4 separate regions of the Homo sapiens genome follow, and all the other regions are linked to region 1. The links are chromatin contacts, found by Hi-C in ENCODE. All regions are on one chromosome and are shown on one strand. Each heading gives the region's core, a stretch centred on a gene start or an enhancer-like site at or near the end of the contact. The rest is flanking DNA. Distances are from core to core; before and after follow the strand shown.

Region 1 (7,875 bases), core at 3,683-6,182:
GATATGGGAGTCTTCATATGGAAACGCAGATGGAAGGAAACAGTTAACCTGGGTGTTTTTATGCTAGGTTTGATAAAGAGTGGGAGGTTGTGAAAAAATGTGACAGGACAAAGCGTATGAGCTAAAAGGGAGTTAGCAAACCAGGGGAAACTTAGCAAGGCCTGTGGAGTTCATTTGGAATCCTCAGCGTTCTTCCGCCTTTGGAGACAGGAATGCCCCTTCCCCCTCCAGGTGCAGGGAGGGCACCTCTCACATGACATGTCTTATGACCTTCTTCAGAGGAAGGTCAGAGAGTCCTTCCTGTACCTGCCATTTCTCAAATTCCTTCAGCTTAAAATATTCAATATGCAATGTGCCATATTTTGGGGTGGTGTGTTCTGAATCCCATCAGGCTACATATCGCATGATTCCATTTATATGATATCTGGAAAGGGCAAAACCAAAGGAAAAGAAAAGAAATTTGTGGTTGCCAGTACTTGCAGCGATAAGAGAGTTTGACTAGAAAGGGAAAAGGAGAAAATTTTGGTACGTGGTGTAACTGTTCTGTATCTTGATTGCAGCAGTGGTTACAATTTCCAAAAAGAGTGCATTTTAAAGTATATGAATAAAAATTATTAACTACTTTGGAGATACAAACAGGAGATTTGAGACTGCATAAAAACAAAGAGTATAGACATGAGATGCACAACCATAATAAAAAAAGGAAGAGAAAGAAAAGCAACATGTTAACAAATATGAAAGACATTTCACAGACAGCCATTTTAGGAATCGCTCAAAGAGGAAAAATAGAAATAATATGGTTGCTTACCTAGAAAGCCCAAAGAATCAACTAAAAAGCTACAAGATTAATAATTAATAGGAAAGGTCAATCAAATGCCTAGTTAAATATAGCCAAGTCAATAGCTTGCCCATGTAAAAGAGATCAAGTTAGAAAACAGAAAGAGTCCATTCACAGAAGAGTGAGATGACAATCAGTTCTCAATAACAAGCATACAGAATTCAGAATGAAAAATGAAAGTTTATCAATTTATATATCACATATACAAAATATATGCTATGATTATATATGGCAAAGAGGGATTCATAAATCAAAGGTGAAAGCAAAGTCTGTTTTCAGTGTTTCTTGGAGTGTAGTCCCAGACCAGCAACATCATATTATCTTGGAACCTGACAGAAATGCAAATTCTCAAGCTCTACTCCAGACCTACTGAATCGCAGACTCTGAGGATGGGGTCCAGCAATCTTTGTTTTTAATAAGCCAGCCAAGCGACTGTGCTGTTCCTTAATGTTTGAGAACCAAGATGCCAATGCTGTTGGTTTGGGGATCACACTTAGAGATGTCAATAGTCTGTTTAATGAATAGTAATGGGAGAAAAGCTTAATCACATGGAAGGATACTGTATTAGATCACATATGTATTAAGCTCCAGGTAACAGAGTTGGTGGGTTTGTGGGAAAGGAAGATGCCTGGATGACTTCCCTAATCTTCAGAGCCGATGGTCCCTTGCCAAAAACAAAGCAAAAACCCAACACATTCAAGCCATCTGTAAATTTTCTTTCACTTGCTGAGTTGCTTAACTGTGCATGAACCAATAATAAGAAATTTTATAATCTTTTCTTAGCCTAATGGAAACTTATTTAGCAACCCTCCCCACCCCTTTATAACATGTCAATTATCTGACTTTTAGATAATCAACTGTCAAATATGTTCTCAGACCCACATTATATATGAATTCAGGAGGCTTTATGTATACAGTATAAGATACAGGCCATAGAGAAATTTATAAATCACAAAAAAGAACAGTATTATGATATATGGTGGCATTTTACTTATATATTTAAATATTATAATAACTTAAAGAATGTAGTTTCTTGGCCAGGCGCGGTGGCTCACGCCTGTAATCTCAGCACTTTGGGAGGCCGAGGTGGGCGGATCATGAGGTCAGAAGATCAAGACACTCCTGGCCAACATGGTGAAACCCTGTCCCTACTAAAAAATACAAAAATTAGCTGGGCATGGTGGTGCGTGCCTGTAGTCCCAGCTACTCAGGAAGCTGAGGCTGGGGAATAGCTTGAACCCAGGAGGTGGAGGTTTCAGTGAGCCAAGATTGTGCCACTGCACTCCAGCCTGGAAACAGAGAGAGATTCCATCTCGAAAAAAAGCAAAAAAAAATGTAGTTTCTTTGATGGAATAAAAAAAGTAATACCAGCTATGTAGAGCTTACTTACGATTATCTCGCATTCCCACTCTAAGCATTCCGAAGCCTGTAGCTAATTTCTTTCTATTGATGCATGAGGAAATTACTTATATAATTCTAAAGAGTAAAATATGTCCCTCACTGCTTCTCTAGGTGTGATATGGAAGACACAGAATTTGTTCATAAAAAGTTTTTAAATCACTCAATTATTAAAGCCCCAACCTCTAAGAGAATTAAAACTACTATCTTGATAAATAAAACACAGTCTTCTCACAGGAAGACAAGGGCAAGAAAATGACAGACAAAATTCATACCATAGTTTAAAAATGGACAGTCAGAGTGAACCTTTAATTGACTGCAAGAAAAGGCTCTGCTTTCAAAACTTGGTAAGCTTCCTGTTTGGGAGATTGGATTCCCTCACTCAGCATCACTCCGAGGTGTGGGCAGCAAACAGCAGGGGTCACCACACAGAATAGGAACCAGAAGTGTGGGAATCAGGGATAATTTTTAGAACCAAAGAGGTCAGAAAAGTCAGAGGAGAGCACAAGTGAGAAATGCAGGAAATCCAGCAAGGACAGGAAAGAAATTGCCAATATCAAGTGACAAAGGAGAACAAGGTTTAAATTCCAGACTAGCAGGCAGAGACAACAGTCAGCCTGACCCCAGGATACAACACATATTTGCTTCCTGAATGAATCTTTGAATCTCTAGTTCTTCATCTATAAAAGTGGAAATAATGATAATCCAAAAAGGTTGTATTGAAAAGTTAAACAACATAAAAACTGTTGAAGTGACTATTACATAACAGGCGGGAGATATTATATATTGAGAGTGGTTTTTTAACCATCTGAGAGCAGTGCTGAAACCAGCAGGTGTACTCTACTCCTCCTGACCAGGGAAGACCAAGACTTCAAAACTAACTAGAGACTCTTACTGCCTCTTCCTCACTCTACCAAAGTGGCTTTGCCCCTTTGGGGCAGCCTGACTTTGTCACTGGTACTAGAGGTTTTGTGGGTTCTCTACAGAAATGCAAAGAGTCCACCTGTACATCAGTCCTAGGGACTAGGCAGGTATTTCTATATCCTTTTGGTACAATCACCAATGGGGAATACTTCTTTTATTTATTTATTATTTTTTTCTTTTTTTTTTAATGAGATAGAATCTTGCTCTGTCACCCAGGCTGGAGTGCAATGGTGCGATCTCGGCTCACTGCAACCTCTGCCTCTCAGGTTCAAGTGATTCTCCTGCCTCAGCCTCCCGAGTAGCTGGGATTACAGGCGCCCGCCACCATGCCTGACTAATTTTTGTATTTTTAGTATAGAGAGGGTTTCACCATGTTGGCCAGGCTGGTCTTGAACCCCTGACCTCAGGTGATCCGCCCACGTTGGCCTCGCAAAGTGCTGGGATTACAGGCGTGAGCCACCATGCCCTGCCGAAGGGGGATATTTCTTTAAAATCTGATAGAGTTGCTATGGTTAGCTATTTATTTATTTATGAGACAGAGTCTTGCTCTGTCACCCAGGCTGGAGTGCAGTGGCATGATCTCAGCTCACTGCAACCTCCGCCCACTCCCCGAGTTCAAGCGCCTCAGCCTCCTGAATAGCTGGGATTACAGGCATGCATCACCACACCCGGCTAATTTTTTATGTTTTTGGTAGACACGGGGTTTCACCATGTTGGCCAGGCTGGTCTTGAACTCCTGATCTCAAGTGATCCGCCGGCCTCCGCCCCTCAAAGTGCTGGGATTACAGGCGTGAGCCACTGCACCTGGCCGCTAAGGTTGGCTTTAAAGATTTACTGATTTACTTAACACTTGAAGGAGTTCAGGACAATAATACCGCATGTAGGAAAAAAGGCAGGGTAGGTTCTGTGACAGGTAAGCAAAGCCTATGGGCGAGGGGAGAGAGGAGCTTATTAGGTACGAACAGATAAGAAATTCGATCTTGTTGTTCCCAGTTACTATCTAAAGCCTGGGTCTCCACTCCATTCCACCAGCAAAATTTTACTGAGAATCTGTATGTATGAGACACTTAATGGTATACAGATAAAATCATCTTACAGTCTAGTAGGGGCGACAAGACATAACACAAATAAGTATAATACAAAGTGCAAAACAGTAAAATACCATTAAATACCACAGTATTGCCAAGAAGGAAGAAATTCCTCCTGGTAGGAGAAATTAGAGCAAGTTTCAAAACTAATGTGGTAATTTTGAGCTCATCCTGAACGAAAGAAATAGGGTCAGCAAAGACCCATCATCTTTGTAGGAAAGCTTGAGACACATACGGAAAAGTATAAGTAAGTGCATTTGACAGGAGCAGCAGGAAGTGGGGTGGTTAGGGCTAAGGCTAGAAATAGAGACCACAGATGGCCAAAATTCCCAGCCTAAGGGGCTAGGATTATAACCATACAAAGCCAACTACAGACATTTTAAGCAGTCAAGGGCCAAGTCAAAACAGGATAAGAGGTTCTGCTTCTAGGAGAAGGAGGACATAATTCAGAGCTACCCTAATGCACAAGTTTAAAACAAGGACTAAGTCATGAGTCATGTGTGCATGAGTAAGAGTAAGAAATGAACACAGAACTAATTTCGGGTCACAAACAAGTTTTCTGAGTTCATACTGAACTACAGCTGAGGAAGCAGAGTCAAGGGCCAGCTGCGGTAATACACAGTGAGTCACTAGTAAATCAGTGACACAGGTCTCAGCCCCAGGGCAGTGACCTCAGACTGGCCCGCATAATGGTCAGATAGGTATACCTTGGTCCTAGTCAGCCTGTGAGGACACCTGAAGTTTCTGTGAAAACAGGAACAGGACAGCAAGTTTGGACAAAGTGAGGATCTGAAAACTCCAAGGATACTTTCAAGATATTAGGCTAAAAATCCCTAAATCTCATCAGATATTAGATGGCAAAGACTTGTAGATGACGTTCACAAATCTGTCCAGGTCAGAATCACCATGCTTATTTAACAGTTGAGGTGTTTTCATATCCCTCAGTCGTAATTGCTATTATGAACATATTTTTTGTAAAGTGCTCCACATTTTACAACACTGCCTGCAGGAATGCTTCCCTAACCACAAAAGTCTTTCCCATCACAATGTAAATGCTTATTGATTCCACCGTATTCACAGCAGTCTACAGCATCCTCCATTTAGAATATAAGCTTCAGAAGGCCAGAATTGGAACCATCATCACCAGACCTTCCAATACACAGCACATACTATGTGTTAAATAAAAGTGTTGATTGAACAAGTGTATTGACTTTTTAGCTGGTTCTAGTTAGCATTTAAATTTATAATATGTAGAAGACTAATTTGTAATAAAAAGACTGACAATAAAAAGTAAGAGAGGAGATAGGTAGCTCTGTGTGTACGTGTGTGTGTGTATATCATAAAGGAATTAGCCAACCTTTTAACTAGTTGTTTTTCATTAATTAAAGGCACTAAAGCAAATACTCAAAAGAAAACTATCCTCACCAATGTGAGGAAAGAAAACAAAATGTTTAATGATTACACACTGAATTCTACGCCTGCCTGTTACAAGTGGCTAAGAAGCAACAGAATTTGCATTCATATCTAGGTCTGCCTGACTTCAAAATTCATATTCTTTCCAAGAAATCCCTGTCTCCTGCATGCTCAAAATAAAAGTTTTAGGAATAAAAAAGTACACAAAGAAAAAATATTAACGAATTTAATCCTTAGAATGAAGCATTAATCCCATCAATGCACAAATGCTGTCATTTTGCCTAAAATATGTCCACTACATAAGAGACAATTGCCAAAGAAGGTTTTGGGGATTTTTTCCTCCAAGGCTGACTCCACACTCAACAGTAGTGGCACCCTGAATGTCCTGTCATGTTAGCAGCAAGCAGTAGTAATCTATCCTCCGCATTTGTACTGACGGCATCTTTAGAGAAAGTACACCCTTACATCCTGCCCCAAGTGAAAGAATCTGCTGCTTAAAGTTGCAGTGACTTTTCTAATCCCCAGTCCAGCTCTGCCAGTTTTAAACTACAGGTTCTTATATTTATCAGCAGAAACCCACCAGGGTGCTCAGATCCTGAGTCAGCTTCAAAAACCCCAGCAGCAGCTGGTAAAAATGGAATGCTAATTCATTACAGATGGTAAAACACTGCCTACATTTTAATTTATTTACATTTTCAGAAATTTTGAATCTGCAGTTAGATTGCCAAATTATTTTAACATGTAAGTTTAGCCTTTTTCAATTCGGTCTGTGCTTAATAAAAATTAATGTTTATCTGTTAAAAATTCTTTCAACAAGCCCAATTAGTCCTATGTTCCCACAGTTTATATTTTTAAAGCTATTTAAGCTAGTAAGCCTTTTTTTCAATTTCTTATTATACAAATCACACACAGAGTCAGGACAAAACTGGGTCTAAATCATACCAAAATGTTTCAAATAGATCTATTATATATGAGGATAATTTTCAGTAGCTTTGTATTTTCCACAATTGCCATGTTTAGTAATGTGAAACTAATAAATTAATAAATTGTAAGATTATTAAATAGCTTTACAGACCCTATTTTTTTTCATTAGTGAAGGTAATAGAGACAGAGAACACATTATTACTTAATTTTTAAAAGCCAAGGGAACAGAGAAAGGATATACCCAAATTAAATGCTTACAGCGCTGCTGCCCTCTCCTGGAATCAATCTTCCAACCCCCCTCCCCACATCTCAGAGACAATGGTGAACATGAAATATTATAACTGTACATACTGAAACATTTTATAAGAGTGGGAAGCACTATTTTTTTTCTTTTATCAATTCAAAGGTCTACAAAGATACAGAATGATCAAGTCATATGTAACCATCTCTTCAAATGCTCAGTGCTTACTTGGAAGCATGTCTTGCCACCTACTTATCAAAAGGGCTAGACTTTTTTTTTTTTTTTTTTTTTTTTTTGAGACGGAGTCTCGCTCTGTCGCCCAGGCCGGACTGCGGACTGCAGTGGCGCAATCTCGGCTCACTGCAAGCTCCGCTTCCCGGGTTCACGCCATTCTCCTGCCTCAGCCTCCCGAGTAGCTGGGACTACAGGCGCCTGCCACCGCGCCCGGCTAATTTTTTGTATTTTTAGTAGAGACGGGGTTTCACCTTGTTAGACAGGATGGTCTCGATCTCCTGACCTCATGATCCACCCGCCTCGGCCTCCCAAAGTGCTGGGATTACAGGCGTGAGCCACCGCGCCGGCCTGCTAGACATTATTTATTCTGAAACTCTTTAACCCTCCTCCCATCAGTTCAAAATATCTCAAGTTTTTTGACACAACCTCTCTTTGCTCCTTCTTGTATCAGAGTAGGAATGTCCCTAATCTTTTGTTTGTCTAACATTACCTTCCTTTCCCATCTCTTCTGAAGTCGCCCTCTCATCTATTAAGATGCCTCTTTTCAGGAATATTAAAATATTGTGGCCTGGCACGGTGGCTCATGTCTGTAATCCCAGCACTTTGGGAGGCCAAGGTAGGCGGATCACTTGATGCCCGGAGTTCGAGACCAGCCTGACCAACATGGTGAAACCCCATCTCCACTAAAAATACAGAAAATCAGCTGGGTGTGGTGGCTTATGCCTGTAATCCCAGCTCCGCAAGAGAATCGCTTGAACCTGGAGGCGGAGGTTGCAGTGAGCCAAGATCACACCACTGCACTCCAGCCTCGGTTA
Region 2 (7,875 bases), core at 3,781-6,280, 1.8 Mb before region 1:
TTCAAATGTATCCTACTTTCTGCCTGGAATACCCACCCACATTCCCATTGGTCTAATTCCTGGTGATCCTTCAGTTCCCAGCTTAGATGTCATTACTTCAGAGACATTCCTGATCTTTAAGCAACCAAGTCCCCTCACATGAGTTTCTTCCCTTATAACATTCTCATTTTATTTTAAGTACTTGTAAATGTCTGCTTTCCCTGACGGGGTAAATTGTGACATCCCCACTTATGACTTTGTATGATTTGTACTACAAAAAGTTTCAGGGCAGAGAGGGTAAAGAGGCATAGAAATCTCAACCGGGCACAGTGGGTCACGCCTGTAATCCCAGCACTTTGGGAGGCCGAGGAGGGTGGATCACGAGGTCAGGAGTTTGAGGCCAGCCTGGCCAACATGGTGAAACCCCATCTCTACTAAAAATACAAAAATGAGGCAGGCGTGGTGGTGTGCACCTGTAATCCCAGCTACTTGGGAGGCTGAGGCAGCAGAACCGCTTGAACCAGGAGGCGGAGGTTGCAGTGAGCCGAGATCACACTACTGCAGACTGGACAACAGAGAGAGACTGCATCTCCAAACAAACAAACAAACAAAAAAAGAGGCACAGAAATCTCATGTGTGCTCTGTGATACTTGGTTTGGGACAACTCTGCCCAGTGACTTCACTGTTATTTAATTTGCACAGAAAGAACATTAAGGCCAGCAGAACTGCTATTCCCTAATAACTTGAAAGTTTAGTGAAGGAGAAAATGTGTCTGTGTTACACATCACTGAATTCTTGCTCCTAGCACAGTGTCTGCAGTCTTTCAACTGACCATTGCTAAATGTATAAATCCTCCCCATTACCATATTCTGGAACCGCACTGTCCCATACGGTAGTCCCCAAGCCACATACGGCTACCGAGCATCTGACATATGGCTTGAGATGTGCTAAGTATAAAATTACACACCAAGTTTAAGATCTGGCAAGAAAACATCTTAATAACTTTGTATTGATTACAAGATGAAATAACATTTTAGATATATTGTGTTAAATAAAACGTAATTAATGTACTAAATAATTTGCATTTGAGGGTCACAGTAGGTTTCTATTGGACAGCACTATTTCTAGACTTTCTTCTGAGACATTGCTCTATATCCAGACATTCATTGAATACCTCCAGCTGATGTCCCACAGACACTGTAAATGCAATGAAATTAAATTTATCATATTTCCCAATAACGCACTTCCTCTTCAGATGTTGCCTCAGATGTTAATGGTTGCAATTCATCTGGTTACCTAAGGCAAAATTTTGGACTATTCCTCCACTCTTATTTTTTTATGAAAAGACTCTTCCAATTTTCCCTTTTCCTTCCTGCCACAATGCCATTAATATGGCCACCGGACTCTCCAGCATAAATCCCCATCGGCACATCTAGGAGACCTTTTTTGACAAGGCATAAGACAGCCTCTGGTTGTCATCAGATTACAATCTACCTCTTTAGTGTCTCCTCGCTCTATTGTCTCACTAACCCCCTCTACTTGATACTCAAGAAAATAGCTCATATTGACTGAGTATGTTTCAAAAATATATCCTTACAATACCTTATCATTCTCATACTGCAAATGAAGAAACTGAAGCAGAGAGGTCAAATAATTAGCCCAGCATGTGCACCTAAGTGATGGAGCTGGTATTTGAACCTAGACCATTTGACTTTGGTATCTGGTCTCTTAACCGATGCTCTTTATTTCACATCCACAGTAATTTCTATTCTCTGACTATATCAAGATTTCTCACACCTTTGTATCTTTACAATTGTTTTTTTTCCTTTGCATGAGAACTTCCACTGTCTCCTCATTACTTTATCCACCAGATCAATTCTTTGACATCCTTTAAGGCGCATCTCCAAAGAAACCCGCGTGTCAATTTATCAGACCTTACCAGAAATATTTAGTAGTTTTTCTGTGTGCTTGCCTAGCATTTAAGACAATGTAAATATGACATGTCTTCCTCATTAGAAAATGTATTTTATATCTTAAATTTCTACCGTCAAGTGCAGTGCGTGACAACAGCTGGCTCCCAGTGAATGTCTATTGGATTTTTGGCTGCAGGGGGTGGAGGAGACAGGGCCATATGAACAGGACAACTTTTGGTCAGGAGGTCTTGAGATTGCTGATTGAGCTGAAATTGTCTGGACTCTTGAGATTTCCCATTCTAATTTGAGAAACATTGATCTATACAAGAATGAAGTTCATTGTAGTTATCTTAGGTTATCATTCATGGAGCTATTGTTGACAAAGAGTCATGAGACTTCACAGCAGTGTTAGAGCTGAGACCAGTTAATAGGTAAAGCCCTAGTTGCACAAAGAAGTAAACTGAGATTAGAAAGATTAAGTAACTTATCCACAATGACACTGCAAGTTAGTATCAGAGCTCTGCTTAAACCTGCATTTTCTGACTTCTAATCTATCCATAGTTCCTGGCTCTTTCCTATGAACATACAAATGCCAAAACGATTTTATGTGTTTATACACATATACATATACATATATCTTCACTGCTAATGAACTGATTCAATAAATGCATGTATTTGCCTCACATAAAGCCTGGATGTATTTGTGGGAATGATTAGAACTAATATGAATTCAGTGATTTATACATGAGATCGTCTCATTTACTTCTGAAATGTACAAAGAAATTCACAACTTCACTTTTCCCCCAGGAGAGGAAAAAAATCTATCCAGTCAACAGTTTTCCAACAAAAAAGGCAGTGCAAAGGAATCAAGTTTATTGAGTTCTGCTGACTTACTTTTCCCAGTTTTCAATGCTTCTATAACTACCATCATGATAGCATAAAAGCGCTAACATTTTTGTAATAATTGTCCTTTACCACAATTTCTGAAAAATGCTTTACATGCTTTATCACATTCAATATATAAAACAACCCTATGAGATAGATCACAATTACAATTTCCTATTTTATAGTTGGGGATACTAAAGCCCAATTTAATAAATGCCACAGGGTCATAGAACTTTAAAGTGGCAGAAGCCGCACTTGTATTTAAAATGAATCTGACACCAAAGCTTATGCTTGTAACCATGAATCCAGTCCATATGTCTTTAACAGTATATTTAATTTCCATCCAAAATGATGGAATCATAGAATTAAAGACCTAGAAATGATATTGGATGCCACCAGATCCCTATACGTCACTTAATAGAAACACAAAGTGAGGTTCTGGAAAATAGGTGAATCAACCTCTCCTGGACTTAGTGTGCTTACAATTTTTCCATATTTTTCTATATCACACAATAAAGTGCTTTGCATAGTGTACATACTTAATAAATATGGATGATTGACTCTCATGGATTCTTCCATAACTGTATACAGCCATATAAACACATGCATATGCATATATGTGTATCAATGTCTAGTCTGTGTGTTTCCAATAATACAGAAAGTTAGAATAACAGCCAGCTTGTCAAAACATAGCAAAAAGGACCACATTTTGGAAAGAATTACAGTATCATTACTGTTGACATGGGTAGAATAGATGAGTGTCCCCTAACTACTGCCTGTCAGGGCCTACTCCCATCTCAGCACTGAGTTTAAATAGTACTCAGCCAGCTGCCTGTGGATTTAGCCAACATTGCATGTCAATGCAAAAGTCTGATTGCCCAGATGGTTATTTCTAGGCCCACGATCAAAAATAGTAACTGAGCATGGCTGTAAGGCATATCACCCTGCACATAGGCTAGTGGTTTCTTGCTTTCTTCATATATCCTTCCTCTGTGCAGAATAGGCATGTTGATGTTAGCTATTTTAACAACTCTCACTAGGAACAAAAAGAGAGAAACAGAAGGATTTGGGCAGCAATCCTCTAAATCTGTGAAAATCTCTGTATTACTCTGCCCCTCATATCTTCAACTGCATTCTTTCTTTCCTCACTGTTATTATTGGATATAGAGTATCCACTCTGTGAACTTCCTTGAGCATGTATTTTCCCCCTTTATGTATCCCCTCTATCATCTCCAGCACAGTAGTTTTGCACTTGAAAAGCAAAATAGAGAAATGTAACAGACACAAAGCAAACAGACAAAACAAAAAAACTTCAAATGCTCTGAGGGAAAAAAATGGAAGAAGTTCCAATTTTAAAGTTTGACTAGCCCTTTGCCTGCCCCAAGGTAAGAAAATGCTAGCGCAATGCGGAAAATCAGATCTGTGATGCAGTGCTTTTGAACAATTCAACTTGTGACAAGAAACAGAACAACCCTCAAAATTTCATCAGAGCAAGTTTGATTAACAATTCTGAATCCCTAAATGGTGAATTAGGAACTCTCTCTGAGGCAAAAAGTGGGGAGGCTGTAAAGATCTGGAATACCATCTTTGCCCTGACATGCCTTGGGTTTATAGGGAGCCACTCCTGGTTACATATTTGGAAAGAGATCACTTCATTGCCTTGGAGGGGAGCCTCTCTTCTTATAAATTACATTAATTCAGACCTTCATCGGTCCTTCCTGGTTCTATTTCAGTAAACAAACATAGGAATAAATTGTTCTGAGCTTGCTTTGTTTATTCTAGTTCTTTCCTCCACCAGCTCCCTTTTCTGATCTTTCTATTCCCCTAGGCAGAGAATCTTTACAGGGGAAAATTGCTCATTTCAATGTTAGCATTTTTTCTTACACTGGAATAACGTGGCTCAGCTACTCTGACCTTGAAGTGCAATCCCCCTCTCCCCCACTATAAGAAATCATCAGGGGCTGTAAGGTGAACAGCACCACGTTTCCATTTCTTTGCAATCCATATTTACATGGTGAAGGTTATGCTGGTTCCAAAGGAAAAAGGACAGCCCATCATCCTAAAAGAATGACAGATAAGGATTAGGGTTAATACTGGCAAACATTTAGAAACTGAAAGAAAGACTGCATTCATGACAGAAATAAAAGGGGCCATTCTTTGGCAAAACATAAAACAGCATCTGTTGAAACAACTCAAGTTCTGAGCTGCTTTGCATGGCATCCTTTGTTGCCCAAGGATGGCAGCTTCTCTCAGGCCTTTGAGGACATGAAATGATGACAGATACGGGTCCTGTGCCAAGAAGCAAGAAAAAAAATCACATTTTGATGTGCAACTACTTGATTCTTAGCCATCTAAAAATACAGAGAGGAAGCTGTCAATTGCATGTAATGAACTGCTCTGGTAGCACTGGGTGATTAATTTCCAGCTTTACCCTGCTCTATCATGTACTGTGGAGAGCACATTACCAGAGCTTTTTGGCTTCAAGGGAAAGATCAACCCCATGTGTGTAATCTACTCCAGGTGTACCAAAGTGGGCTCTTTGCCCTTTTCCTTTGGCTCAGTACTCTATCCCACTGACATTCTGGTGTGATGCATTGGCTTTTTCTTTGTGCAATGTTCATAATAACAAAGTCCAGAAAATTCCCATTTGATTCACATATTTATAGCAACAACTCGTTTTTGTCAGTATTTTTAACATCATACTTTTTAGCTGTAAAATGGGGAAAACAAAAACACAATCTTGGTCATGCTTTAAACCACAGAACTAAATGCTGAGGTCACCTACCACTTGTAGATTATTAACAAAGCTTTTAATACACACAACTGATTGTAGGTATTATTAGAAACAGAGAGGATGAATGTTTTAAACCACCAAGGTCATTCTCATTTGTATAGTGTAAAAAATAGAAAACATCAAATACATACACTCTTCGCTATTTCATATTTATTCCCAAAACATTTCAGATATATCTGATTAAAGGACTGGTAACTTTTCTTTCTCCACATATGAGGTAGCTAATAGATACCAGCCTTGTTGAGGAAAAATGGACTTTGTTTTACTGCAAGTAGATTTTATGACTTTTTCTTTTGATGTCTAAATCATGAAACATGCCAGAGGCACTTTGTTGTCTGTTTATAGTACCTATGTACACTCTTAATGAGTTGCCAATTTTTACTTCCTTTAAGAAACCCTAATGGTAAAACATTTATCTACATATTGAAAAATTCATTTAAGCATGTTCTGTGCTTCCAATGAGGCACCGTCTAATGGTCTTTTTAATTAAATGTTGGTTCCAAGGATTTCTCTGTTGTTTAAGGCTGTAGTTCAGCTTGTTCATCATGGATTGCAGGTTGGGAGACATGAGATTTAATTCAAACCATTATTTTTAAGGGAGGATTTGGCTTAAGTTGTTTTAAAGATAACTCAAAAGCGGTATACGTACTTAACCCTGAGAACTTACTGATGACAATCTTAATTTTAATTTTGTTTTGGCCTCTCTGTTATAATACCAGAGGTGGAAAGACTTACTAAGTAAGAAAATCTTTGCCAACAAGTTGCCTTTATGAAAGAAGTTTATTTTTGTTAATTGACCAGAGGCAGCAGTTGGGTAACAAGTTGCAGCAGCTGATGCACTGCACACCTATAGGTTGGTAGGGTCACGGGATCTCAGTTCTATGACACTATGAGGTGGTGTTACCCAATTTGAGGCTCAGCTATTCTCAAGAATAGTTGAATGTTGTTACTAAAGTGGAAATTATTGGTAGTGGGCGAGGACAATGTTGAGACAATGTTAGGCTGGAGTGAAATTTGTAAAAGAAAGCCACAGAATCGATTCAAACCCAAATCTAGTCTCCGGAGTATGCGGGAAGACATGGGTACCTGCAGCGTAAACTCCATTCTCAAATGCCTTCTTACCTTAATATACTTGGAAGCCTCTATAGCTGCACCTGGGGTTAAAGAAGCAATATTGCCTACCTGAGTGAAGCATGTCCCTTCTCTTCTTTTGTGAGCTTTCTCCATTACTGAAGGGAAAAACAAACAAAAAGTATTACCTACTTTCTTTCCCTTACTGCTAAGAAAGAATCTGGTCTTTGATTAGGCAAATCTGTTTCCCTACTCAAGAAGAAACAATAAAAGTCCTTTGTTGCAGTATCCAGTGGACCCTAAGTTGACTTTGTATCAGGGCCCATTTTTACTAATTAATCACCTGCACTGCAGATCCTTAAAAGTGAAAGTTCTATTAGTTGGTTAAGGATGTCTTTCCTGCCTCCTTCCAGAAGCTATACATAAATGTTCAAGACAATTTTTATTGTCACACTCTCCAAGGATTACAATAGATGGTCACTTTAGGCATGGTTTCCAGAAACTCCCCTTTCTGCATGAGCTAAAATATTAAATGTATAAAAACAATTATGTGGGAAATGCTGTATTTCAATGCTTAGATTTACTCATATTAAAACTAAAAGATCATTGGGTTGGAAAGTGAAGAAAACCATCTTGGTCCTGGGTGAGACTGTGTCAGAACCTGGAACAATCTTCTCAGAGGCTCATCAACAGAATAAAAACATGTAAAACATCTATCTTTTTTGTTTCTTTGTTTCTTTAGCCTACGGGATGACTACTGAAAAGTTCCCCCCAATATGTTCCACTTTATATAAGAAATTGTTTTCAATATAAAAAAGATTTACTGAAACATTAATAACATTTTAGAGAAAAGGAAAAATAAAGAGTAATTATGTAAACAGTAGAGCCAACAAGAGGCAGGAAAGCATCTCTAAAAACCCAGCAAGACCCTTAGGCTAAATTAAATAGTACTAATATTTATTGAATGTTTTGTGCCATGTACTTTACATATTCAATCTCAATTAGCATTCTTAACAATCCTGTGAGGTAGATATTATTATTCTAAATTTTAGAGATAAGGGTCTGGGACTCAAAGAGTATAGGAAACTAACCTCAGCAGTTGTTCAATGGCAGAAGGTGAAATCAAGCTCAAGTCTTCCTAATTCCAGAATTCACATTCTCCTCCCTCTACCGTTTGGGCTCCTGGGCAACAGAACTGAGTAAGCAAATGCTCTGTGCAACTATTCCACAAAA
Region 3 (7,875 bases), core at 1,852-4,351, 1.5 Mb before region 1:
TCTGTTTTAAACTAGATACAAGAAACAATTTCACAAGAAATTGTGAAACTGTGTCTTTCACAAGAAGCAATTTCAATCTTTGCACCCAGAGAATAGCTTCTCTATGTAATTCTAATCTGATGAAATCACTGATTTTCCTGTGTTAAGAGGTTAGTGAGTTCTATTTCACAACAGATAGGCTCACTCCACATTTGGTAAACTCTGCCCCAACTGCGAAATTTTAAACAAATTTAATTCTTGGTAAATGTATTATTAACTACTATTAATACATAAGAAAATAATAACGTAATGAAAAAATGTTTAATAGTAACATAATGAACATAAAAATAATATTAGGAAATGCAGAAAAAAGCTTGGTATATCTCAAAATACATAACTGTTCAAGAGCGCATTGGCCCAAATCACCAGTTTTTTCATTCATTAATTTCTGTTATGGTTTGAATGTGTTTTCCACAGTTAATGTGTTGGAAAGTTAATCCCCAGTGCAACAGTGTTGAGAGGTAGGACCTTTAAGAGGTGATTATGTCATGAGGACTCTGGATGAATGGATTCTTATCAGAAGCTTGCTATAAAAGCTGAATTTGGCCTACTCTTGCTCTCTCTCACCATGTCATGCTTTCTGCCATTTTATGACACAGCAAGAAGGCCCTTACCAGATGCAACCCCTCATTCTTGGACTTACCAACCTCTAGAGCCAATCAATCGCTTTACTTTATAAATTACCTAGTCTTAGGTGTTCTGTTACAGCAACAGAAAATGGACTGAGACAATTTCCTTGGGAAAGTAAACAGAATGGGCTTTGAAGGAGTCTCTCACTGAATTTAGAAAACAAAATGACGAAGACACAACTTTCAACACTTCATTATATTACTAGGTTTAATGGTTGCAATTACATATGGCTTTATAGACTCAAAAGTGCTTTGCAACCTTTAATTAGTCCATCTTCCCAAGTCCACCTCCATTTTTGGATGACAGCACTGAGATATATTGGTTATGATTTGCCCTCCAGTAGCCAAGTAAGTCAGAAGCCCAGTTCAGAGTAAAACCAAGTCTCCAAAACAGAACCAATGCATGGGCACTGGGATTCTGGCTCACCTCTCATTCTACAGCATAGCTGGAATTTTGTTTAAAATGTGAAAGCATGCAAACAATGTTTTATCACCAGATATAGGGAGGTTTTGTTGTTATTAATCAACTTTTTATTGTATTTTCCCTTCGGATATAACTGCAAGTCAAATATAAGTAAATACTTTTTCCTCTTGCTCTATCTTCTAACTTCCAGTTCTCTTACCCACTTGCCCTCATTTGGAACACAATTTTCACTTTTAGAAAGATGTTTCCTTAGAGTTTGGAAAATTAATTTGATTAAGAGTGAGAGTCTGTAATCCCAGCACTTTGGGAGGCCAAGGCGGGTGGATCACGATGTCAGGAGTTCAAAAACAGCCTGGCCAAAATGGTGACACCCTGTCTCTACTATAAATACAAAAAATTATTACCTGGTGGCGGGTACCTGTAATCCTAGCTACTCGGGAGGCTGAGGCAGAGAATTGCTTGAACCCGGGAGGTGGAGGTTGCAGTGAGCCGAGATCATGCCACTGCACTCCAGCCTGGGTGACAGAGTGAGACTCCGTCTCAAAAAGAAAAAAAAGAGTGAGAGTCAGTGCGAACGTGTGTGTGTGTGTGTGTGTGTGTGCGCGTGTGTGTGTGTGTTAGGGCCAGTGCAGTTAAAAATACTATCACATTCAAGAATTCCAATGTAAGCAGTCTTATAAACCTTAAAAATGTCATTTAAATCACATATTTAATAGGAAGCTTTAAGAAAGAGACAGAGACTCATTGTGAGCTTTTTTCATGTGCCTGTCTCTGGCTCACCTTCCAGCTGCTTTGCAGGGGGATCAAGGTGGGTGAGCAACTCGCTCCAAGCCCTGAGGTGCTGTATCCCAGCTGCCAATATCTTCATAGGGTCACTGAGCAGGCATATAACTCATTCCATTTGTAACCATGAGAAATAGAGTCCCCCAGGGAAAATATGCACTTCCCGTATGTTCTGCCCTGTGCACTGGTCTAGGTGAATCACTATCCAGGAGGGAAAGGGGAAGGGATGTGTCTTGACACATTATTTCCTCACAGATATCAGAGCATCATTTCAAGGATAGTATACTGCCTTAAACAGACCACCTATCTGATCCAGCCATGGAGATGGGATGCTTTTAGGAGCTTTCCAGTAAATGCCTCTAAATTCTATTGCTAAGGCTTCCACAAAACTATCAAAAAAAGAAATGCTTTGATGTGTGTCCCCTCTAAGCACTGTGCCACAATTCATAACCTCCACACCCAGCCCCTTCCATCCTTTTCTCAGTCCCTTTTCTGTCCTCCCCTCCGCCCACCGTGGAGCTCGGCCATGCTGTATGCCTTCCTGCTCACATGAACTGCAGTTGCTGGAAAAATGAAGCCAAAAGAAACAGCCAATAAAAACAGAAACAGCTGTAACAATTTTGCACAGCATGGTCTTGATTTCCTTGAGTTTTTTACTTTTGCCTCTTTTTTTTTCCTCCTCTTTTTCTTCTCCCTTCAGCTCCCTTTTCCATACAACACCTTCTGTGTTGGGGCTTGGAATGGAGCAAGAAATACTTCCCTCTTCTGCAAACGCTTTGTGATTCAGAAACAATGTTGGAGTCCATTTTGAATCACTAGTTCCAAAACAAGCAGAACCCCAGAGAGGCATGGAGTGCAGGGAGGAGGAGGAACAGAAACAAGGGAAATGAGTTGAGAATCTTGCCACCAAAGACAGGTGCAAAGATTTACAAAAATAAGAATAACAGACCCAGCTCTCAAATTTGCTCCTTCTCAGGCTGCTATTGCCAGTGGCTGTGCCTGTTGTGAGTTGAGCTCACAGAAGCGGTTCTTTTTATTTCATGGAATGTTTGCACTCACCTCCCTAAATGGACCCTGTTCTGAAGCCTCTATTGAACTGTTGTTTACAGTAGCCTCACTTTACATCTATCTCCTCTTCCCCAAAAACCAAGGCATGACAAGGTAGCTTGTAAATGCAAAAGGCTACTGGAGGAGCAATGTTAGTAGTTTCAGAGAAGAAAAGGAGAAAGAATGACTCAAAGCACTGAACAAATATAAAAGGAAACACTAACAGCAGATTGCAATCAGTACTGTCTTTCCTGTCTGAACAGGCTCATGAACCTGGGGATGTTTACCTTCTTCAGAATCCATAAAGAATCCAGGATCCACTCACCAGGCCCCATCTTTAGCAGGTGCTGAATCCAGTTCTATCTAAAATGCTTGCAGTCAGGGGAAATGATCTCCAATGGTGATTAAAGCCTCCTTTGAATTTTTATTTTTTAACGTATTGGGTGTTGTGCATTGTTTTGTTTCTCTCCAGCTGTTTCCTCTCTTTACCCATTTTCTGGGACATGGTTCCCCAGTCTGAGGCTGAGCTGGATCTGGGCTACGCATCATGAAGACCTGGTAGAAATAAAAGCTCTTTCATGGTGGCAAAACCCTGTTTTTCAGATGGTGTGAAACAGATCTGTATTTTATTATTAATAACAGCACATGCGTGACACCACGTCTTCAAAGGGCTGTGAAAACATTAATTCTTTTGTGATGAAAAAAAAGCAGCAGCAGCAGCGTCTTTTTAAAGTGAATCTCCCAGTCTTCTGGAGAGAGGCTAGAAAACATAGTCTTAGCTAGAGATGAATGAATCAAACCCCGGAGGTCTGAGATCTGGGTCTGATTGAGGAGCGCTTTGAAAAAAAAAAAAAAAAAAATCAGGAGTTTTATCTGAGCTAGAGCATGTTCCAAATTCTACACCCTTTCAAACTCACATGGAAGTCTTTCGAAGACAAGCTGTGGTCTTTGTTCCAGGAATAAAACAAACAATAAAAGACAGGAAAGTAGAGCAGAATAAACGTGGCTTTTCTACATTGTTGAAATTTGATCTGAGGTCTCTAGAAGAGAGAATCATTCTCCCTAGTTGGCAAACCTGCCCTTCAACTTCTTTTAATAAGTGATTTCTTTGTCAAAGTCACAATCTTCTATTAAAAGGAGACAATTAATATCCTATTTTGCAGAACCTGGAAATGGAATCCAAAGGCCCAATTTGCCACTGGACTTCCCAAATTAGCCCTTCAGCTTTTCTTTGTTTTCCTTACATTTGAAAGGTTGTTGCTTTGTTTTGGAATTTTTTTTGTCCAATTAAAAAACATATAGGATTTTGTGCTTATACAAAAATATATGTAATGTGTATGTAAGTTATACAGTATAATTTGCAAAGTGAAACCTCTAACTTCTGCCTTGCTTAAGAATTAAAATATTAAAATATTACCAACAACCTGCCAGTAACTGTGTGTTCTTCTCTAGTTCACCCCCTGCCTCCCTGATAAGGGTTGTCATGATCATATATTCCCACAGTGGATTGATAGCATTAATAGCCCTAATTATTGGCCTCCCAAATGTCCTTTGCTCTATACCATTATGGGGACCCCTCCCCCTGATTCCAGGCTTGATAGGGTGACTTGATTTTGCCAGTGGGCTGTAAGCAAATCAGATGCAAGTAGAGCTTTGGAAAGCACACGCATGTTCTTGTGTGCCCCCTGGCAGAATCAGCCTTATTTGTTCTTTCCCTCTGGGCCCTGACCTGAGAACTTGGCCAGGTTAGACAGCTGGATGGTGACAGATACGTGGAGCAGAGTTGTGTCACCCTAAATCATGGCCATCCTTAATCAGCCAACAGCCAAGCCATAAGCATGTGTCAGCCAAGATTAGCAGAACCACCCAGCCAGCCTGTAGCTTCACGGAAGCTACAGAGAGCCCAGCCAAGATCAGCCAAGCACTGGCAAGATCAGACAGACACAGCTGACTTGGAAGCCAGATCGATAATATAATACACGTTACTTTCTGTAAGCTCCTGAGTTTTGGGGTGGTGGTTTGCAGTATTATTTTAATAATAGATTATTTATACAATTCCCTTCCTCTTTAAAAAAAAATCACAATGTTTGCAGCCCTGAAAAAATATGTTGCTTTGTTTTGCCATTCCATCTCTCTTTTTTTAGTTTTAAAAAATTGTATCACAAGATATACTTTCTTTTGTGACTTGTTTTCTTCACTTACCATTATGTTTCTTTCATCTACCATTATTTTTCTTTCATCTATGTAGTTGCATGTAGTTATAGTAACTGGCTTTTATTATTACATAATCTTTTTGTGAATATAAATTATTTTCTCCAGTCTTCTGTTAATGGACATTTGGCTTTCCTATTGATAGGCATTTGTACTGTTTTCAGTTTGGGGTTATTATAATCAATAAACTCACAGATGTCTTCTAATGCACATTGGCAAGGTTCATTGAAATAAATATACCTATGAGTAGAACAGTAGGACTCTAGAGTATGATAATATTTTAATTTTGAAGCTGGTACCAAATTATTTTCCAAATTGGTAGTAAGAATTTGAATATACATCAGTATGTATCTTCTAAGGCCCCCATATGTATCTGCATCAAATCATCAGAAGCAGAGGCAGCACACAGGAGCCCTTGTGGGAGGGTTCAGTGGTTGAGTCTGGAAGACACATATCACATATCACCTCTGGTCACATGTCACTGGCTCAAACTCAACTACATGGCCACCTCACTGCAAGTGCAACAGGGAAACATAGTCCAAGAAGAGGAAATGAGCCGGCTACCTCATCAGTCTCTGACATAGCTTGTAATCCTTCAATATGAAAATACGAGTGTCTATTTGATAAGCACACCACAGTCTATAAAGCACATCCATGTAAAGTTTCCTATTTCACACTCTCACCAACTGTCTTGGGAAATTAGGTCACTTACCATTACACTCATTTTATAAATGAGGAAACTAGGGCTCAGAGTGGTTAAATGACTTGCCCAAGGTCACAAAGTTAGTAATTTGCTAGAGCCAGAGTATACTCTCAACACTTTTTCCCCAAAGTCTTGTCCTATTTCTAATATAATTAACCTTTTTCCAAATATTCATTCATCCACCAACTGAAATTAATTTTTGTATGAGTACTACATGACTATAGCACTACATTTCCTTCCCAAAACACAAAAATCAACAGAGCAAGGATCCCGCCCTTCGAGTCCCACAATTTTGAGTTTTCTATTTGCTGCCTCCCACTACCTGCCACTTCCACTTGCTCACTTCATGTTTACAGCTCAATCTACTCATGCTAAGTTCACCAATAACTTCCAGTTCAATGGATACAGTGGATATAGTTCAGTCCTCATCTGATTTCAGCACTGTCAAATCATTCCAGATTGTGACCCTTCTCTCTTTGTAATGCTTTTTTCTCTTAATTCTCATCATCCTACACATTCCTGATTTCCCACTCACCTCTCTGGTTAATTCCGTTAAATCATCTTTACTGTCTTATTCTCTTCTAACCAGTCTTTTTATATTGAGATCACCCTAATTCTGCCCAACAAAATTAGATCTTTTAGTAAAGACAACTGAAACATCATCTTGATAAATAAAATAAAATAAAAATATTTTCTATGCTTTACAAAGCCTTATCTTATCTCTTTTATAACACTGACCACATCCACCGTCTATAAGTTATCTGGCTCTCACAAGTCTTACCAACTTAACTAAATGCCTTTAAGGCTCAAACCTGGCACGTCTTCTCTTCTCACTCTATCTTCTCATTTTTGGCTATGGAGTAAGACAATGTTTTAACTTTGAAGCTAGTGCCGATTATTTTCCAAATTGGTAGTAATAATTTGTACATCCATCAATACATATCTTCCAAGGCCCCCATATACATCTGCATCAAACCATCAGAAGCAGAAGGAATACGTATGAGACCCTGTGGGACAGTTCAATGGCCTTTAAATATGCTATTTCCTCTCCCTGAGGGACCCTCTTGCTGCTTTTTACCTGGCTAATTCATACTCATCTTTCAGATCTCAGTAAAAATCACTTCCCAAGGAAGCCTTCCCTGATTCTGACGAGAGTTCAGGTCTCCGTCCCCATCTCATGTGCATGGATGACACCCTGCACTTCTCCCTCTCAACACTTGTCACAATTGTCGTGCAACATTTAACTGTGAAATTTGTTTCACTTCTCTTCATTCTACTGAAATTTTAGTTTCAAAATTATAAAATCCACGTGTATGCATACTCTGTACTGCTATATGTTCTTTGCATACAGAAGGACCTAATTGGATATTTATTCAGTGAGATCGTTTTATTAACGAAGAGAAAAAAGTCTCCATGAAATTTTGGATGCTATGTCATGCATGGAGTTACAATTGCCTAAAACCATTGGGTTTCTTTGTAACCTAAACTCTCATGCCTAATTATGTGGACCTAAGTACAGAACTATAAATGTATTTATTGCTTTTAAACACCATCCTATTAGATTGAGCCCACTCATTGGATTTAAATTATCTCCCACTTTCATATCATCTGATAAGGTGATAATCAAGTCACTGACAAAAGGGCTGATTAGGACAAAACTAGAGACAGGGCTCTGAAACCTGCCACTTGAAACTACTTTTAATTGTAGGATTACAATCTTTACCATGGAAGTTTTACTTCTTAGTTATATTGTCCTGATCATGGCTGCTGTTTTAAGAAGTCTAAAAACCAAATACCCTTACAATGCATATTAAAACCTAATTTCTCTTGTAAGGTCCAAAAAATGTCACTTTATTAATGAATTTTCACCTAATTTCTTTAGACAAAAATACTATCTGCCTTTTTCTCTATGCTTCTCAATTTTGTTCTTTCCATTTTTTTATGAAATAAAAACTGATTGTATTCTATCTTACATTATAGCTTATTGTTTGGGATCTCTTATTAGATTCCCATTACTTGAATTCAATTATTTCAGGGCA
Region 4 (7,875 bases), core at 3,200-5,699, 1.3 Mb before region 1:
AATCTTTTATTCAACAAATATAAATTGGCATTTTATTCAATTACAAAAGATTGCTAGTGTAGTTGGAAACCTTTACAATAAATGTTTGGGGACTCTCAAAGCCAGTGAGGGTATGATCGATCAATTACAACATCAGAATATATACTCTATTTTAGCTTGATAAGATTTATATGCTGAAATGTAAACACTCCTGGATTTAAAAAATGTATATATGATTGATAGATTTCTTGGCTCTGATAGCATTAGAGGATTTGTTTTATTTTGTTTTGACTGTAGTCTCCGCTATAAGTAGGAATCACTGTTTTAAAGCATTATGTATCTAAATAGTTCCAAATATTTTTTAAAATGTAAATGAAAAGAAAAATCTACACCTAAATTTTCTCTTGCCTTTTTCACGTGGGCAAAAAAAACTAATGTGACAAGTTTACAAGAATCTCTATTATTCTTTTCCTTTATGTAGCCCAGTTTCTTTTTTACTTGTGATATCCCAGGGTGTTCTCACGAAAATTAATTTCAAATCTAAAAGGCAAGGATAATCACTACTTTCAGCAGTAAAAGGTAACAGAAAGAAATTGCAGTTTAAGCACAGTTAGCATATAATTAAGAACAAGAAAAATTAAAGTATTCTTAAATATGTGTTGCTTTAATTTTTCTCCTGATGGCTTTTCAGATTACCTTAAAAAGATCTATCAAGACTCCTCCTCTAGAAAAGATCTATTAAAAGCCACAGACACTTGGAGATCCATGAGAAGGAAAAAAATGGGTCATCTTATACAGTTGATTATGTGAGTTGTCTACATGCAGTGCATATGTCAGCAACAAGGAAAACAACCTCCAGATACATTCTGCAGGCAGATTTTCTTCTGGAGAAAAACCTATGTTTTCCTATACATTGTGAAGCCAACAGGGTAGGGTAGGAGCAGTTCAGTTTCATCCATAAGCATCCACATCAGGCTGGTTTTTGAAAAGGGAGCCAAACCCACAATACCCCAGAAAATAATATTTTGTAATAACAAAAATGGTATATATATTTTTTTCCTATCTAAATCTGGAATCCTGACCACCTTGTTTTAAACAAGACAGAGATTGCAAGCTTCAATCTGTTTGGATAGAAAAGAATTTATATAAATGTTTTGTTCAAGCCCAAAAGGGAAAGAGAGTTTAAATATACAGTGCATGAAAGATGCATGCCCAACTTCAAAACAGCTTAGTGCACAGAAGAGGAAAAATAATCTAACCTTCTGTTAGTCATTCCCAACAGTTTTTAAGCTTAAATATCTTGCAATTTGCGACATCGTTTCAGTGACCCCAACAGTGAGAGATTAACCAAAATTTCATAACTGCCCTGCCCTCCTCCCCTCATGCATCTTGAGGGGAGGGGGAGAGAACAAGAAGGTCAAAGAACAAATGGAAACAAAATCTGTGTTTTGCACTCTTTCTCTGCACTTGAGAAAGAAAAGGAGGCACATAAATCTGTATAATACTAAACCAAATCTCTTTAATTCCAGTCAGCTTTTATCATTCAGCCACTGAGTCTGTGTGTGGAAAAATTCATGCTAATTCCCCCTAGCAACAGACTCAGCCTATCAGGAGACTTTATGTACCATGCAGCTGCCAGCCAGAGAGAATAACTCTAAGTAGGTCAGGCCTGTATTTCTAAAAATGCTACGGTCTAGTAACCCCACTGTCCCGTCTGTCTGCCCTGCCCCATAATAACCTCAATTGCTTGGTGACACAATGACATACTATCCTGTTAGAGTGCAATCACATCATGCTACATTATTCTGCTGCGAGCATGACTGCTGGGTGAAGGACCCTCGGAGGGGCAGCATTAATCAGGCGGGCATTCATGTCCAGCAGCACTTCGCTCTAGAAATGGGGACTGCATTAATGACCAGCTGTTTGAACTAACACAAACAAAATAATGTCTTCCACCCTGTTGGGTGCACAGAATACACTATTCTGATCTGGCAGGTTCCGCTTCTTGACTAAATCGAAGATGTAAATTAAACGGGCTCAGACAATGTCAGTTTTGGCAACCTCAAAGTGAGTATATTTAAATTATATTACATGTGATTCAAAAAGCTATTGATTTAATATATGCAGCTTTCCATGCTACAATTTTCCCTAATCCACATTTTAAAAAAAGAAAAATGCATACATGGGTAATGCAATACATATGCACATATTACCCAGCAAGCTAAACACACAGAGCTGAACTAAAATTGACTTCTCTTTGGGCAGAGAAACAAAGCAGGTCAGGAGTAATTGTGCAGCATGAACACAAATACAAACAGAAAATGAATGCCATGGAGGAGCACTGAAAACAAATAAGAGTAAACATTCTAAGCCTACGGACCAATCAGCTCCTCCCACTGTCTCTTTGTGGAGGCTGTAGTAGCACCCAAATCTCCAAGCACAAGAGACAAGGGAGGGAAGTGAACGTGGCCTTGAAATCTCAACAACTGTGGTACCCTGACTTCCCATAACGATTACTGACTAGCTGCTGTTTGGCTTCAAGACAGCAAAAGCTCCTTCAAGGTTTAAACTCGGGAGATCACCAAAAATCAAAACTCCTTAGTTGTTTTTTAAATTCTAAAGTGGGAATTTTAGAATTTAATTTACCCTATTTACTCGAATGTAACTTTTGACTTCTCTCTATTGAAATGCACAAAAACAAACAAAAAAATTTATGTGTGGATACAGAGATAGGAGACTGGCAGTGCCATTTTTGGCTATTTAGTAAAACATCTTGTATTGATAGAGCTTGCACTGATATTTTCTCGCATGATTAATTTGCATGTTTAAGCGTTCACAGTTTCATTTAATGAACATATCCCCCCTGACAAATTGATAATTCAGCCTTCAATTACGCAGAATTCAGTTAAGTCTTATCTGTGTAATCCATCAGTATTTGATTTACAAACAGAAAATTTCTTAATCCATTTGCCCTTGTTTGAACTGGGTTTGATAACTTAGTTATGACTATCTTCTTCACTTTGTGGCACATATCACATAGTTATTCTTGGATAGATACAGTCACTGACGCAACCATGAACCGCTAATTACAAGCTGGTGACATTCTGCTTGTCTATGCAGCTTTGAAGTTCTAAGGCTGTTTTTCTCTTGTGCGCTTGCTCTGTTTCATTCTCTTCTCCTCATGCCACCCACCCCCAATCACTTACTCTCTCTTTCCTCTTTTCACTTTAAAGCCTTTCTGGATTCACTCTAGGACTATCTGGAGAAAGAGGTAAGAATGATCAGATTCTGTAACTTATTGCTTTTCCTTTCCTTCTGTACTATCCCTGCACACAGATCTACAGTTTGAAAGTACAGTAATAAGATCCTCACCCAGCCCCATCCGCAGGAATGCATCAACAGCTGGCCAAACATAATCCAACACACAGAGCTGCCTTTGTAGAATTAGTAACAAACAGTGGAAGGGCCAGACAGGCGTCCCAGAAGAGCTCCCCATGACAACTGGGAAACCTCCTCACCCCCAGGGTTGAGCTGACTCCACTGAGCTGGGGTTGGAGAACCCCAGCTCTCACATCTGAATCTACAACAAGCCTCAAGTGCCTGCCCTCAACCTCACTAGAAGCTATTCAGAGGGCATTCGGCTCTCCATAACAGCAAGTTAGAAGCAAGCATTCTCCATACTAACAACAGCCATACTCTGCCTCATGGCACATGCCTTTTGAAATGCAACACTGCAAATCTCCAAATCACATGAACAGCATTTACACCTGTACCTAACCATCAGCTGTGAGCTGGTAGGACCACCTCTCGTCTTTAGAAAATAATTTCTTTTTGCAAATTATAGGCTGATCCCGGCACTCTGAAACATGTAAATATAACACTGTATTCATCTCCACTGAGCATTTAGCATCTGAAGCCTGTGGTAGCCAGCTGGTCTCAAAGTCATCTGGGATACATTTATTTTGATTAAATTGATCAGATTTCTATTTACAGGATAGAATTTTTTTGCCATTACTGAATACAGCTGTGTTTACAGGGATTTGTAGAAGAAGAAAACAAAACCCCACAATCGGTCCTAGCAAAGCACAGAGCATTCAGAACTGGAAGGAGTTAAAACAGAGGGGGCTTGCTTTCACAGTAAAAAGAAAATTCTGCATGCAGCTGCTTTGGCCATGCTGTCTCACTAGTCAGGAAATGGGTGTTGAACTGGAGCTGAAAACACAAGCTGCAATCAAGCCCGATCCAGCAAAGTGACAGACTTCCTGTGTAAAATGGTCAGAAACCTTTTTTCATGTCTCTACATGCATGCACATGCATTTAAATCCATGCTGCGAGGCTGCGATTTTCTCTGGGGACACTGGTACAGTCACCTAGCCCATCAGTTCCTTCGTCGACAGCGCCGGGGACATCCAGACTACAATTTACAGTTCCTCTATCCATGTGCTGGGTTATAAATTATGCCATCCTCCCTAGAATGAGAATGCACAGCAAGCGGCAGACAATCACCCGGCATTCGGCATCTCTTTCTTTTCACGCGCTCCCTCGCTCCGCCTTTCTCCAGCTCTGCCTTCTCAGGCAGATACATCAGATACCTTGTTTATCCATCTTCAGCTCCACTCTGAGGTAAAATGCCACCACATCTCGCCATGGGTTGTCCCCCCAGACTAAATCCCTGGGAACAGCCTGAGCTGGGTGCACGCGGCCGAGGCGACGGCTGCCCTTGCCCTGCGGAGCACGGGTGGGCATTGGATGTAAGGTATTCCTAACTTCCCCTTCCCCAGTCCTTGGCGTCCTCTCTAGCCATCCCACCCCAGGTCTTCTGCAGCTTCACCCTGTCCTCCAAGTCCCCTCGCCCAGCTGCGAGGCAGGAGACCCCGGCCGGAGCTCCGCCAGCAGGTCCTTCTTTCGCAGGGCGCAGACGCACGATTCCGGGATCGGGTGCACCACGGCGAAGCCCAGGCGGGAGACGGCAGGAGCAGCTCAGGTAACCAGGGGAAGCTTGCGTGCCCACGGAGATGCAGCCGTGGAGCTGTGAGGAAAGACGGTCTGGCTTCAGAATTTAAAAAAAAAAAATAGAAAAAAAAAAAAAAAAAGAAACACAAAACAGCGCAGCTCGGCGCCAGCGGGGGTGGAAAAAACAGACACAAACCATAAAAAAAAGCAAGAGTTAAAATCAAATTTCAAAAAAAAAAAAAAAAAAAAGGAAATACAGAGATCAGAGTACTTCATGCGACTTTTATTTCTGACGTTTCTTGGTTTATTGGCCTCCCCACCCCCTCCAAAATCTGTTCTGTCCCTGAACACCACTGTCTGTCCATGAGTGCCAGTCACAAAGACTCTTGCTCCCAAGTGCTGCAGACCCAGCATCACATGAGAAACCACATGACAAACTGCAGTCGGCTGCTGATGTGGTCAACTATTTCACCCAGGCAGGGGGAGCAGGAGGGAGACAAACCTCAAGTGAGACATGCCCCTCTCAGGCGGCCAGGAAGACATTTCCTTAAAAGAACAATGAGAAGCATGCCTCTGAAGCTTGCTTGGGAATACATATACACTTTTACATATGCGCACTTACAGAGACTAAAGAGGCCGTGGATACTTGAAGACATTCTGAGGATGCTGTACCACAGACACTAGCTGGATGGCAGCAATATTATTTCTAGTATGTATTAGTCAAAGCTGATTCCACTTAAGTGGATTCCTGAAAAGCACACACCACGTCTTCATAGCATGATCAGGCTTGGAAAACCTATTCTATTATCTCTCCCTGCAATCTGTATCTGAACCTGCATTCTGAATAATTTATTTTTAGACTAATAAGATGCTTGCCAAGACTGCTCCCTTTCTTCGGTAAGCAGCACAGGCAATATTCACCCGAGTAGGAAAGCCTCGTCCCTTTGTAGGGAGAAGAGAAGAGATGGTTTTTTAAAAATGCAATTTCTTATTTAAAGGCAGACAAACACATAGCAATAAAGTTCTCGCAAGTAATCTTAAAAACAAGTGAAATGTTTCTGCTTCATTGAATCGACATGTCTCTTATTTGCAGTTTGGCATCTCATGCTGGCAAATGGTGGTGATATTTTTCTAACACTGCTCATGGCTGCAGCTACAGCCCTTAAGCCACATGGATATTGCTACTTCTCAGCAGGGTGAGAGCAAACAATTGCTTTCTGGAGCACCTTCCTGTGGAGGTGCTGCACTGCCAGGTATGCTTTACTAGTTACATTAAGGCAAGTACAAGTGAGATGGCCTCAGGGTCTGTAGATTCTGTCACTCATCCTGGAATTAAGTAAGTTGCCTATTTGGGACGTCCTTCCCAAGACGTGAGAGGTATACCTTTTTAGCAAAATTGATTATGCCGGCTAACTAGAACCGGAGAATCATTAAACAGGTGGGAGGTAATTGTCTACAACATGTCTTATTGGACTGTGTAGATATCAAGGTAAGTGGCCTTTAATTCATTTGAGATGCCCTTTCAGCCTCTCACTGTATAAGTGTGTCAAGGATGGTCCCAGACCCTGGGGTTCCAATGATGAGCAAGAGATGCATGGTCTCTGCCATCTTGGAGCTCAAGGTCCAGTAACTGCACACATCTTTTGTCCTTCAAGACAACCTTTTCCCAATTTGAATTCTCCAAAGTTAACCAAGGAAGAGATCCAGCAGTCACTTTTTACCCTTGCCTTTTCAACATCCTCTATGATCTCCCAAATCCTATATATTGTTTCTTTACCATCTGCCCTTGGATTTAAGATTTCTTCTCCATTCATTCCTAGAGTCCAAGCTCAGGTTCTCATACCCTCCCACCCAATGATCTCCAATCTGGTCACCCTCTTTTTGTTTCATTCCATTTGGCAGCCTGCCACCAAACTAATCGTACCAAACCACCACATTCATGATGTCCAGAACTACTGTCCAGATGGGTTAGACAACCCTTTGTCCAAAACCAAGGTGGCTCCTTATTTCTTCACGTTCATACACTACCAGTCAAGACAATCTATTATCTGATTATTCATTGTCTATTTAAACAGATTGGTCTATTAATGATCTTCTGATCACATCCTCCATTGAATCAGAAAAAAAAATGGGGGCTCAATTTTGTTAATAACAACGCATAAAGCATTGTGTAAGAAACAAAGACACACGAAGCATTGTCCCTGCCCTCAGAGAACATACTCTATAGAGCCTGTGCTACTTTTTTCTATCAATCATTACTAACCATTTATTATCTTTTATTGCTAGTCATTTCTTCAGGTTTTATTTCCCATGAAAATAATTAGTAAGTCTCAATCCACTTGCTAAGTGTGGGTCAGATAAGTGGTACCACAGATGGGCTGAAAAGGGAACAAACACTTCTACCTAAATGTCTGCGGAGGTTCCCCGAGTTCTCTGGGATTTGCAGTGAGCTATAAAATATCGGGCCAGGGAGTAGGGCAGGATTTAGGTATTAACAACAATAGCAATGGCAGTCGCTAAAAATTAGCACTTACTATGTGCCAGCATCTATTCTAAGCATTTTAGGTACATTAACCTACTTAATTTTATGAGAAAATATTTTTAATAAGTTATTTTCAGTGATACACAGACAGAAGCACAAGAGGGAGGTTAAATAAGTTGCCCAAACTACACAGCAAGTAAGTAGTAAAGCATATCTGGCCCCCGAGTGCGTGGTCTTAACCACCGTGCTGTCCTGCTTTGGAAATGAAAAAAATTGTGGGAGGGAGACCAGGTAGGTGAAAATACATGCATATGTCTGAAGGTGGATGAAGGAATCAAGTAGGGTGTTAGTTCTGTAGAAGCGGGACTAGGTTGAGGAGAGCCACAATATAAAGCTATTACCCTCTTCATAAACATTGGGACCAACAACCAAATTGTAGGATAATAAGTCCGGTAGCCAAA

Evidence for each region. A loop is a pair of places that touch in the nucleus more often than their neighbours do. Pooled maps may share reads with other maps.
Region 2: a loop to region 1 is called in a pooled map, with 33 times the contacts of the local background. The contact joins two enhancer-like sites. A Hi-C loop is called at or near these places in 3 of 37 single-sample maps with no recorded cell type and 2 of 50 pooled maps.
Region 3: a map with no recorded cell type shows a loop between it and region 1 (5-fold over the local background). The contact joins two enhancer-like sites. A Hi-C loop is called at or near these places in 4 of 37 single-sample maps with no recorded cell type and 2 of 50 pooled maps.
Region 4: a map of endothelial cell of umbilical vein shows a loop between it and region 1 (6-fold over the local background). The contact joins the promoter of NBAT1 here to the enhancer-like site in region 1. A Hi-C loop is called at or near these places in 2 of 168 maps with a recorded cell type or tissue (endothelial cell of umbilical vein and mammary epithelial cell) and 2 of 50 pooled maps.

Annotation. Positions count from the first base shown.
Region 1 is chr6:20,874,553-20,882,427 of GRCh38, reverse strand. All of the region lies in intron 9 of CDKAL1 (CDKAL1 threonylcarbamoyladenosine tRNA methylthiotransferase), which reads right to left. Among named protein-coding and RNA genes, the nearest start is that of CDKAL1, 340 kb to the right of the region's middle. RefSeq lists enhancers at 56-350, 4,575-4,804, 4,148-5,347. Within about 2 kb of position 4,932, at least 17 of the 41 ENCODE cell types and tissues checked have a DNase peak (open chromatin) inside an H3K27ac peak, as active enhancers do; they include endothelial cell of umbilical vein and mammary epithelial cell, where a contact is called at or near this core.
Region 2 is chr6:22,654,891-22,662,765 of GRCh38, reverse strand. The region is part of intron 2 of LINC03005 (long intergenic non-protein coding RNA 3005); the gene reads left to right. LOC105374973 (a long non-coding RNA gene) reads right to left here. Exons shown (of 5, transcript XR_007059497.1): 3 at 7,734-7,875; 4 at 6,754-6,800; 5 at 2,744-4,836. LOC102724736 (a long non-coding RNA gene) reads right to left here and starts at 372. Exons shown (of 4, transcript XR_926578.2): 1 at 1-372. Within about 2 kb of position 5,030, at least 3 of the 41 ENCODE cell types and tissues checked have a DNase peak (open chromatin) inside an H3K27ac peak, as active enhancers do.
Region 3 is chr6:22,358,642-22,366,516 of GRCh38, reverse strand. It overlaps a transcript of LOC105374971 not described here. Among named protein-coding and RNA genes, the nearest start is that of PRL, 66 kb to the right of the region's middle. Within about 2 kb of position 3,101, at least 3 of the 41 ENCODE cell types and tissues checked have a DNase peak (open chromatin) inside an H3K27ac peak, as active enhancers do.
Region 4 is chr6:22,143,767-22,151,641 of GRCh38, reverse strand. NBAT1 (neuroblastoma associated transcript 1) reads left to right here and starts at 4,449. Exons shown (of 3, transcript NR_034143.1): 1 at 4,449-4,602; 2 at 4,891-4,963. All of the region lies in intron 9 of CASC15 (cancer susceptibility 15), which reads right to left. RefSeq lists enhancers at 484-3,297, 5,923-6,424.